Regions from separate parts of the Homo sapiens genome. Here region 1 is linked to region 2. A link is a contact called in ENCODE Hi-C data. All regions are on one chromosome and are shown on one strand. Each heading gives the region's core, a stretch centred on a gene start or an enhancer-like site at or near the end of the contact. The rest is flanking DNA. Distances are from core to core; before and after follow the strand shown. Region 1 overlaps PTPN2 (protein tyrosine phosphatase non-receptor type 2). Region 2 holds the start of LINC01882 (long intergenic non-protein coding RNA 1882).

Evidence for each region. A loop is a pair of places that touch in the nucleus more often than their neighbours do. Pooled maps may share reads with other maps.
Region 1: a map of transverse colon shows a loop between it and region 2 (2.2-fold over the local background). The contact joins the enhancer-like site here to the promoter of LINC01882 in region 2. A Hi-C loop is called at or near these places in 6 of 168 maps with a recorded cell type or tissue (GM12878, MCF 10A, ascending aorta and 3 more) and 2 of 50 pooled maps.

What each region holds. Positions count from the first base shown.
Region 1 is chr18:12,808,961-12,813,683 of GRCh38, forward strand. The region is part of intron 7 of PTPN2 (protein tyrosine phosphatase non-receptor type 2); the gene reads right to left. Among named protein-coding and RNA genes, the nearest start is that of LINC01882, 62 kb to the left of the region's middle. Within about 2 kb of position 2,776, at least 3 of the 41 ENCODE cell types and tissues checked have a DNase peak (open chromatin) inside an H3K27ac peak, as active enhancers do.
Region 2 is chr18:12,747,544-12,751,861 of GRCh38, forward strand. LINC01882 (long intergenic non-protein coding RNA 1882) reads right to left here and starts at 1,879. Exons shown (of 2, transcript NR_110763.1): 1 at 1,751-1,879. RefSeq lists an enhancer at 2,817-2,936.

The sequences.
Region 1 (4,723 bases), core at 1,526-4,025, 62 kb after region 2:
GAACCTTCTTGCTCCTTGCCACTGTTCAGTCTAGGGGAGAACTAACGGTGAGATCTCCAAGCTGGTCCTTGTGATGCTAAAGGACTTTAATTTGGTTGTGTCTATCAGGTACGCTAGCAGCTCCAGGCAGCTGGCTAGCCCACCACTGGGCTAGAGAAACACCCTCCAGCATGCCTCTAGCATGGCCTTCAGGAGTAGATGGCAACACAAACCAGGATTCGGACCAAGATGAAGACAAATTTCAGTTTCTTCTATGAAAGAGGATGTCATCATCTACCCTGGGAGACAGTTGTGATTAATGAGATGGCATGTGAAGCGCCCAGCATCATGTCTAGAAAATATGTTTCCTGTGCTCTCACTTGTCACCATTCCTAGGGACAAAGGTAGAGGAAGAAGAGTGTATCTGGGCCCCTGCAGATGAAAGCAGTGACAATTGTACATGCCAGAGAAGAAAAACGCATATATAACCTATGCACTGGGACTATAGTCTCTCAAGTCCTTGAAAGGATGAAACATGATCCCCATCTATGTATCTGCCAGTGGCAAGTGGTAGAGGCAGAAGCAGTGGGAGCCAATGGTTTTGATTACCTATGACTGACACTGGCCCAAATGACTTGGTATGGACAGGGATGGCCTTCTTTGAAGATCCTATCAAGGACGCAAGGAGTCTTGGATCTAATAAATAAGGAATACTCTACTTATTGCCCGAGGAGTCTAATGATTTTGGACAGAGATGTAACATTGCAACTTAAAGTTTTTTAGAACTTATGGAATATTCATTCCCTGGAGTTACTCTTGTGCAATATGGTACTGTTAAAAGCAATGCTTGTATTCAGATCTTTAAAAAATCTCTGGGAAATCCATTCATACAATGGATAAACTAGTTTCTAATTTGTCTCATTGTCATCATGTACCAGAGGTATTAAAAAGAAAAAGGCACGCCTGGCACAGTGGCTCATGCCTGTAATCTCAGCACTTTGGGAGGCTGAGGTGGGCAGATCACTTGAGGTCAGGAGTTTGAGACCAGCCTGGGCAACATGGTGAAACCCCATCTCTACCAAAAATACAAAAATTAGCTGGGTGTGGTGGCACATGCCTGTAATCCCAGTTACTTGGGAGGCTGAGGTAGAAGAATTGCTTGAACCCGGGAGGCCGAGGTTGTAGTGAGCTGAGATTGTGCCACTGTACTCTAGCCTGGGTGAAAGATGAGACTCGGTGTCATGGAGAAACCCTGTCTCTACTAAAAATACAAAATTAGCCAGGCATGGTGGTGCAAGCCTGTAATCCCAGCTACTTGGGAGGCTGAGGCAGGAGAATTGCATGAATCTGGGAGGCGGAGGTTGCAGTGAGCCGAGATCACGCCACTGCAATCCAGCCTGGGCAACAACAGTGAAACTCTGTTTCAAAAAAAAAAGCATTTTCCACACTTCACCGTTCCCAGATATGGCTATTTTACTTAGCTGCATAATCAATGTACCTCTTTTTATGTTTTTAATTTTTTTAGAGATGGGGTCTTACTCTGTTGCCCAGGCCAGAATGCAATGGTGTGATCACAGCTCACTGTAGCCTCAAACTCCTGGGCTCAAGCAGTCCTCCTGTCTCAGATTCCTGAGTAGCTGGGACTATAGGAGAGAACTACCACGGCTGGCTTTTTTGTTTTATAATAGTTGATTTACAGAAGATTTAGAAAATGTGAAATTCTACAGTTTGTTGTGTTTGGAGAACAGTTAGTAGTACAGTTTGGTACAATTTGTCTAGAGGATGGAAAACACGCAAAGCTTGAGTAGGAGAGATGAGGCTGGAAAGGAAATAGACCTCCGGGAAAGAGGTCTCTGGACTTCATGAGTAGTGGGGTAGAACTGAAAATCCTGAGCCCTAAGAGGGCGCAAACCATGTCCCCGAAAGAATACTGTGCCAACAATCAAGAAACTACAATATAATGGAACACAGGAGTAATTAAGGATGTCTTCACTTAGATGACTGTCTATTTTCTTTGTTCCCTTGTTTGTTTTGTTACTCAATCCAAATCTTTTATAGTGAAGACATGGAGTACTTGCTACTCTCCATGCCATATTCTAACACTTCAAATGTGCTAGCTCTTAATCCTCACAATAACCTTAGGAGATAAGCACTAATACTAATATTACCATTATTACACCCTTTTTACGGAAGATGTGGGGAGAATAATTAGGTAACTCGCCCAAGGATATGCACCTAACAAATAGTAGAGACAGAATTTTAACCTAGGCAAGTCTGGGTTGACTATGCTGTGACCCCTTATAAAGATGTGTGTTCAACAAAGTACCCCACAAAAATGTTAAATTGTCTCCAGAATTTACACTGGTCAATTTTTGAAGTTTCCACTCTTGACTGAGACCTAGTTATGTAACTTGGCCTTATAGCTGGACAACACTCAACAATGTCAACAAATAAGATGACACCAAAAATCAAGTCTCACTGGACCACTTCCCAGAATATGCAACAAATTCAGAATACGTCAACAAGGAAAGCACTCGGCAGAGAGAGAAATAAAAGAGATATTTAATGCTAGTGAATTAAAAAAACCCCACAAACCCAACAATGTCATTTTGCCATGGCTATGTTCAGCAAACTCACTCATGGCTATGTTCGACAGACTCATTCATGGCTATGATCAGCAGACTCACTCGTGCCTATGTTCAGCAAACTCACTCATGCCTATATAGGTTCAGCAAACTCACTCGTCTCTGTCCTCCCTGTGACACACAAGGGAGCCAGCACTCCTGAGTCACCTGCCTCAGGTCATTAATGCTGACTGGTGAAGCCAAGGAATTACATTTCACTAAACTATAACCTCAAAGGAGCTCTCATTTTGAGGCCTGGTACTGTTTCATCTTTCTTTCTAATTCTGTGCTCACGTTGCACCAACCCATGAGTCACTGCCACTAGGAGCCATGCCCCCCACACAATGCCTAGAACCCTAGCTCTACCCATTTCTCTCACTGAAGAAAGCTTTAAGCAATGCAATTAAACTTCAAATCCTCTGTAATTTGTTAAAAGTTTATCATTTACATTTAATACTTTATTAGTAATATCAAATTACCAGCTAGAGATCTTACAACATTAGTTCTGAATTGCCAAACTAGATATTTACTCTGGGGGGTTAACTGTCATCATCAATACTGGGAATATGCTAATAAATATGTGGTAATACCAGCAACCAGCTTAAGTATTTATGCCTGACCTTGTGCTGAAAGGCAATTGCAAATAGCCTATATGTCTATAGGAATGTCAAAGTCATTGGAAGTTTTCTGTAAATGAATACATGCTTTAAGATTATAATTACACATATTTACAGACTTAAGATACAATCACTTTGGGCTGGGTGCGGTGGCTCACGCCTGTAATCTCAGCACTTTGGGACGCCGAGGTGGGCGATCACTTGAGGTCAGGAGTTCGAGACCAGCCTGGTCAACACTGTGAAACCCCATCTCTACTAAAAATGCAAAATTAGCCAGGAGTGGTGGCAGGCACCTGTAATCCCAACTACTCGGAAGGCTGAGTGGGGAGAACCACTTGAACCTGGGAGGCAGAGGCTGCAGTGAACCGAGATTGTGCCATTGCACTCCAGTCTGGGCAACAAGAGCAAAACTGCGTCTCAAAAAAAGAAAAAAAAACCAGTAGCATGTGTGGTATGTATTTATTAATCCAACTTTATCAGTAATCACTTCATATGCCGATGGTCTAAATGCACCAATTAAAAAAGATTCTCAGAATGCCAAGACCATTTCTGCAGAAATTAACCCCTTGGAATGGGCAGCATGCTTTTCTGATCCTGAGTACCTGAAGGATAAAGATGTTTCCAATATCCTATCTGGAATAGGGGCAGAAAATGCCTTAGAATTGAGAGCCTGAGGACAATATCACACCAGATAAATTAACAGAAAAAAAATCCTTCCTAGCCACAAACTGCACTGTCAAAGACTCCACAAAAAAGTGTGTCCAGAAAAACTCATCTCTGTGATAAAAAAAGATCCACCCTCAGATAAAGTATGTATTCTAAAACTAAAGACACAAAACTTAAAAAAAAAAAAAGCAGTGGTAGGAAAGACACAATCCAAAGGACAATACATTTCCCTCCCAGTTACCCGTCTCATCACAGCCAGGAAGCAGGCAGGGAAGGCGGCATGCAGGCTGTGAAGGCATGGGGAAATCTGATTGAACTACTTTTCTTTTTGAACTCCAGATTTAAGTTGGTGAAAGCTCACTGTGATTAGAAAGGGAAATTTTCCTAATCTTAAACATCTGAAATAACTTTTACTTCACCTAAATCACTGATCACTGCCAAAGTGACCCTGGCAAATCCAGTGTTCCCAAAGTCTGGCGTCTGAAGCAGGACATGTTCTAATGGGCTGAGTTTCCCAAACATTGCGTATTTTGGCTCTGAGTGCCCTAATGTTTCTGTGCATTAAGAATATTTTAATGCTATTTAAAGATTTGGAAAAAATCTTTTTAAATAAACCTTTATTCTGACACCAATGGTCCGATCTAATTTACATTCTTATATTGGCTAGTAATCAGAGAAATGAAAGTGCTAGTAAATATGTTCACACATGAGAAACATAATGAAAAGACAGTCGATCTTCTTATATTATGCATCAACTTACAGTATCTGCTTATGTCCAATACTATGTGATTAAACCAGACAAAAAATGGAGTCTGTGGTTGTTTCTATTTTACATTT
Region 2 (4,318 bases), core at 629-3,128:
GCACATGTCACACAATATAAATGTGCACACACACACTGCCTCAGAGTTTAAATGTAAGATGAGGCCAGGTGCCGTAGATCACGCCTGTAATCCCAGCACTAGGGGAGGCCGAGGTGGGTGGATTGCTTGAGCCCAGGAGTTTGAGACCAGCCTGGGCAACATAGCAAGACCCCATCTCTACAAAAATTAGTCAGGCGTGGTGGTGCACTGGTAGTCCCAGATACTCGGGAGGCTGAGGTGGGAGGGTCACTTGAGCCCGGGAGGTCCTAGCTGCAGCGAGCTGAGATTGCACCACTGCACTCCAGACTGGGCAAAACAGTGAGACCCTCTCTCTCAAAAAAATAAAAAAATAAAAAATAAGTAAATAAATTTAAGATGATACACTGAGTTTCCAGTAGGTAGGCATCTTTGAAGGCTATTTTGTTCTGTGCTGAATGACCAGTGTTTGAAACTAAATTTGACATGCTGAGTGGCCATTCTTCACTGAGCTTTTATTTGGGGGGAAAATAATTAGTGGTTCCTGAACAGAGGCCAGCACTGTGGTTTCTTCCAGCAGCTCTTCATTCCCACCCCAGAATGGTTTCCCACTTCCCTTCAACTGCAAAATGACTCCTCCTGGTACAGCTGTGGCCGGGATCTCCCCAACCAGACCATCCTTCTCACTGTCAGGACTTTTAGAAAAATAGATAAATTCAGGCAGATGAGTTTCAACAGAGAGAAACTCTTACTTTTCAATATCTCTCTTTACAGTATTTGGCATTTTAAACATATTTTGGTCTTGAGAGAAATTTGAAGATAATAATTATTCAGCACATATTGACTGAGCACCTACTACGTGACAGACATGGTTCTAGGCACTGCAGACCCCTGCCCTCTTGAGGAGCTTACATTTTAGACAGGTGATAAACAAGCATGGGGAAAGTGTGCTCTGGTGACTGTAGCTAATAACAGCGGATAGTATAATTGAAAATTGCTAAGAGTAGGTCGGGTGTGGTGGCTTACGCCTGCAATCCCAGCACTTTGGGAGGCCGAGGCGGGCGGATCACCTGAGGTCAGGAGTTTGAGACTAGCCTGGCCAACATGGTGAAACCCTGTCTCTACTAAAAATAGAGAAAAATTAGCCAGGCATGGTGAGGGGTGCCTGTAATGCCAACTACAGGGGAGGCTGAGGCAGGAGAATCGCTTGAACCCAAGAGGCGGAGGTTGCAGTGAACCAAGAACACGCCACTGTACTCCAGCCTGGGCGACAAGAGTGAGACTCTGTCTCAAAAAACAAAACCCCAAAAAAAACAAACAAGAAAATTGCTAAGAGTAGTGTTGAAGGGTTCTCACCACACAAAAATGGTAAGTATGTGAGGCTGCAATGTTATTAGCTTGATTTCATAATTCAACAATGAATACATATTTTAAAACATAATGTTATGCACCATAAATACATATAATATTTGTTTATCAAAAAAAGGTACTCTGCATACCGTGTTGAAAAGTAACCTGGAAAAAGCAGATTAGTTTGGGATAGTCACCAGTGTCAGCTTGTTTTTCTTTTTTTGGTCACTTTCTTGCTCAGCGATCTCTGATGCTTCCTTTAGTTTGTCCCTCAGCCTTTGGGTCTGCACCCAGCCTCCCCTCCAAGCTCCACTGGGATCAGCTGTTTGCCTAAACTCCCCTCAGGCCTGGTTCTCCTGTCTTCCACCCTCCCTTCCAGCCCCAGCCCTTGCTCCCGTTTCTGCACTCTTGGAATCACTCTCACCTCGGGCGTGGTGGCTGCTTCCTGAAGTCTCTGGAGACACACAGTGGTGCACACGCTGGCCCTCTGGACTCGCTGGTGTCGGTCGCCTGCCCCGTGGCCACATCTCCTCGGATGCCGCTTCAAGGTCGCTGAGCTGCGTATGAACTATTTCCCCATCCACATCATCTCCTAGGGGGACAGTCACCTCCAGGATTTACCTCAGCTGCTCTCCATGGACACGATAGGCTCTCAGAAAAAGTTCTTTTGTTGATGAAATGGAAGAGAACCCATTAAGTAGACACACTCATACACAGCTTCTAAATAGATCTACCAGACCTCGTCCCCTGCTCTTAGAAGAGATAAACAAGTAAAAATTAATGCTTATTTTGTCATTCTATCTACCAGACATCAGTTTTTTGTTTTTTGGTTTTTGGGGTTTTTGTTTTTGTTTTTTTGAGACAGAGTTGCGCTCTGTCACCTAGACTGGAGTGCATTGGTGTTATCTCGGCTCACTACAGCCTCCACCTCCCGGGTTCAGGTGATTGTCCTGCCTCGGCCTCCCAAGTAGCTGGGATTACAGGCGCCCACTATCACGTCTGGCTAATTTTTTGTATTTTCAGTAGAGATAGGGTTTCGCCATGTTGGCCAGGCTGGTCTCGAACTCCTGGCCTCAAGTGATCCACCTGTCTCGGCCTCCCAAAGTGCTGGGATTACAGGTGTGAGACACCGCGCCCAGCCTCACTCAAATCTCTATCATGATAAACAGCATCGCTGGCTGTCAGACAAGCTCGTGACTTTGCACAGCCATCCCAAGGCCGTGGCAAGGACTCGGAATGTGGTGAAGACAGTGGAGATCCAGAGAAGCTCTTCTTTTCCAAGAGGCAGTGAATGTGAACAGACATGTTTAAGAACCTTTCCCCCGGGGGTTGCTTTTTCAGTGACTGCACCCTCAAATGCCACAGAGAAGAAACCGCAAAAGGCACAGGTGTCTTGGCAGAGTCAACAGCCTGCTCTGGGAACCCGGGGGTTTGCTCGAGGGAGGGCAGCCACAGGGGCCATCTGTTGTGAACGCTACTCACTTGAAACTGCTCTGAACTTGAACACAAAAGCTGAATACAACCAAAGCACCAACCGACAAGGCTGTTTAAAAAAAAAAAAGTTAAAAATGATCATTTGGAAGCCTGCTGGAGCCAAGAGGACAAAGAATGAGGTCAGATGCCAAGGTCAACAGAGCAGTGCCGCCATCATTCCGATACCCTGAGTCAGGCACAGCTGAAGCTTCTGCAGACGACACATGAAATCCTTGAGACTTTGTCAGTTTAACCCACATTCAAGGCCATGCCCAAGCGAAATCGTGAAGAGACAAAGTCGCCCTTGGTGGCTGCAGTGTCCACATCTGCCTGTCATACTCTGGTTCCCTGAAACCTTCCATCTTCTTTACCTTCTAAGTCTCAGGAAAACACGTGATACCAACAGTGGATGTAAATAGAGTTATGGCTTAGTTCAGGAGAATCTGGAGCTGGGAATTGGGAGTAAAACACGAAACCTTAGGCTTGGGAGCTCAGGGAAAGGTCTCACGATAAAGGACTTAGACTTGGCACCAGGTGGAGGAGGTGTCACGTGAGGCATGGGACAGAGACCTGGGCCCCTAAGGCTGCTCCCAGGGATTCTCCCTCTGTCTCCACTTGGGTCCTTCATCCTCCTTCCCAGCCAGTGCTGGCCTTGGGCCTCCCACCTCGGCGGTGCTTCTTGCTGCCTGCACTGGTAGGTGGGTGGAGAAGAGAATGAGAGCCCACACTCACCCAGATGTGCCAGTGCCATGTGTGCCTGATTAGGACAAATAACTGAAAATGGTTCGCCAACCTTGCAGCAGCTTGCGCTGGAAGAAGCAAAGCCCAGGACGGCGCCCTTGCTCTGCCCTGAGAGAATGTGCTTGGCCCACCACTCAGGAGCATGTGGACAAGGCTGTGTCCCCGGAGCGCAGACCGGGATTCACCCGCACTGCTCCAGCACCAGCAGCCAGAGACCACCAGCAAGTGCACACAGAGGGGTCTTCAGCCTGGGGGTGAATACACGCAACATGCATGGGTGAAGCATGGCTGACTCCAAACTCCAGAAGCTACCATCACACTTCTGTGTGCTGCACTGTAACTGTGTGCCTGTGTGTGTGCATGCGTGCACACGTGTGTACGTATAGTATAGCATGGTATAGTATTGTATATAGTCAGTTAACTCCTTGGTTGCAAATGACAGTTGATGTCCAAATGACTTAAGATAACACACAAAAAATTGACCAATAACACTACAGGGATGCAATTTAGCTTCAGACACAACTGGATCGGGGGGCTCTAATGATGTCCTCAGGACCTGGACCCTCTCCAGTGGTTAGTGCTCCCCTCATTGGGACTGGACACAGTTCCGGGCTGTCTCCACTGGGCGGATCCCAGCAACACCAGGCTGACACCTTCCCAGCCTCACATCTGGGGCAAATGCTCCCCTTCTCCAAGGTACCTGAAAAAACTCGGGAACTCAGGCAATATCCTAAACTAACAACCACATCTGGAATTGGTCACATAATGCACCTGACAG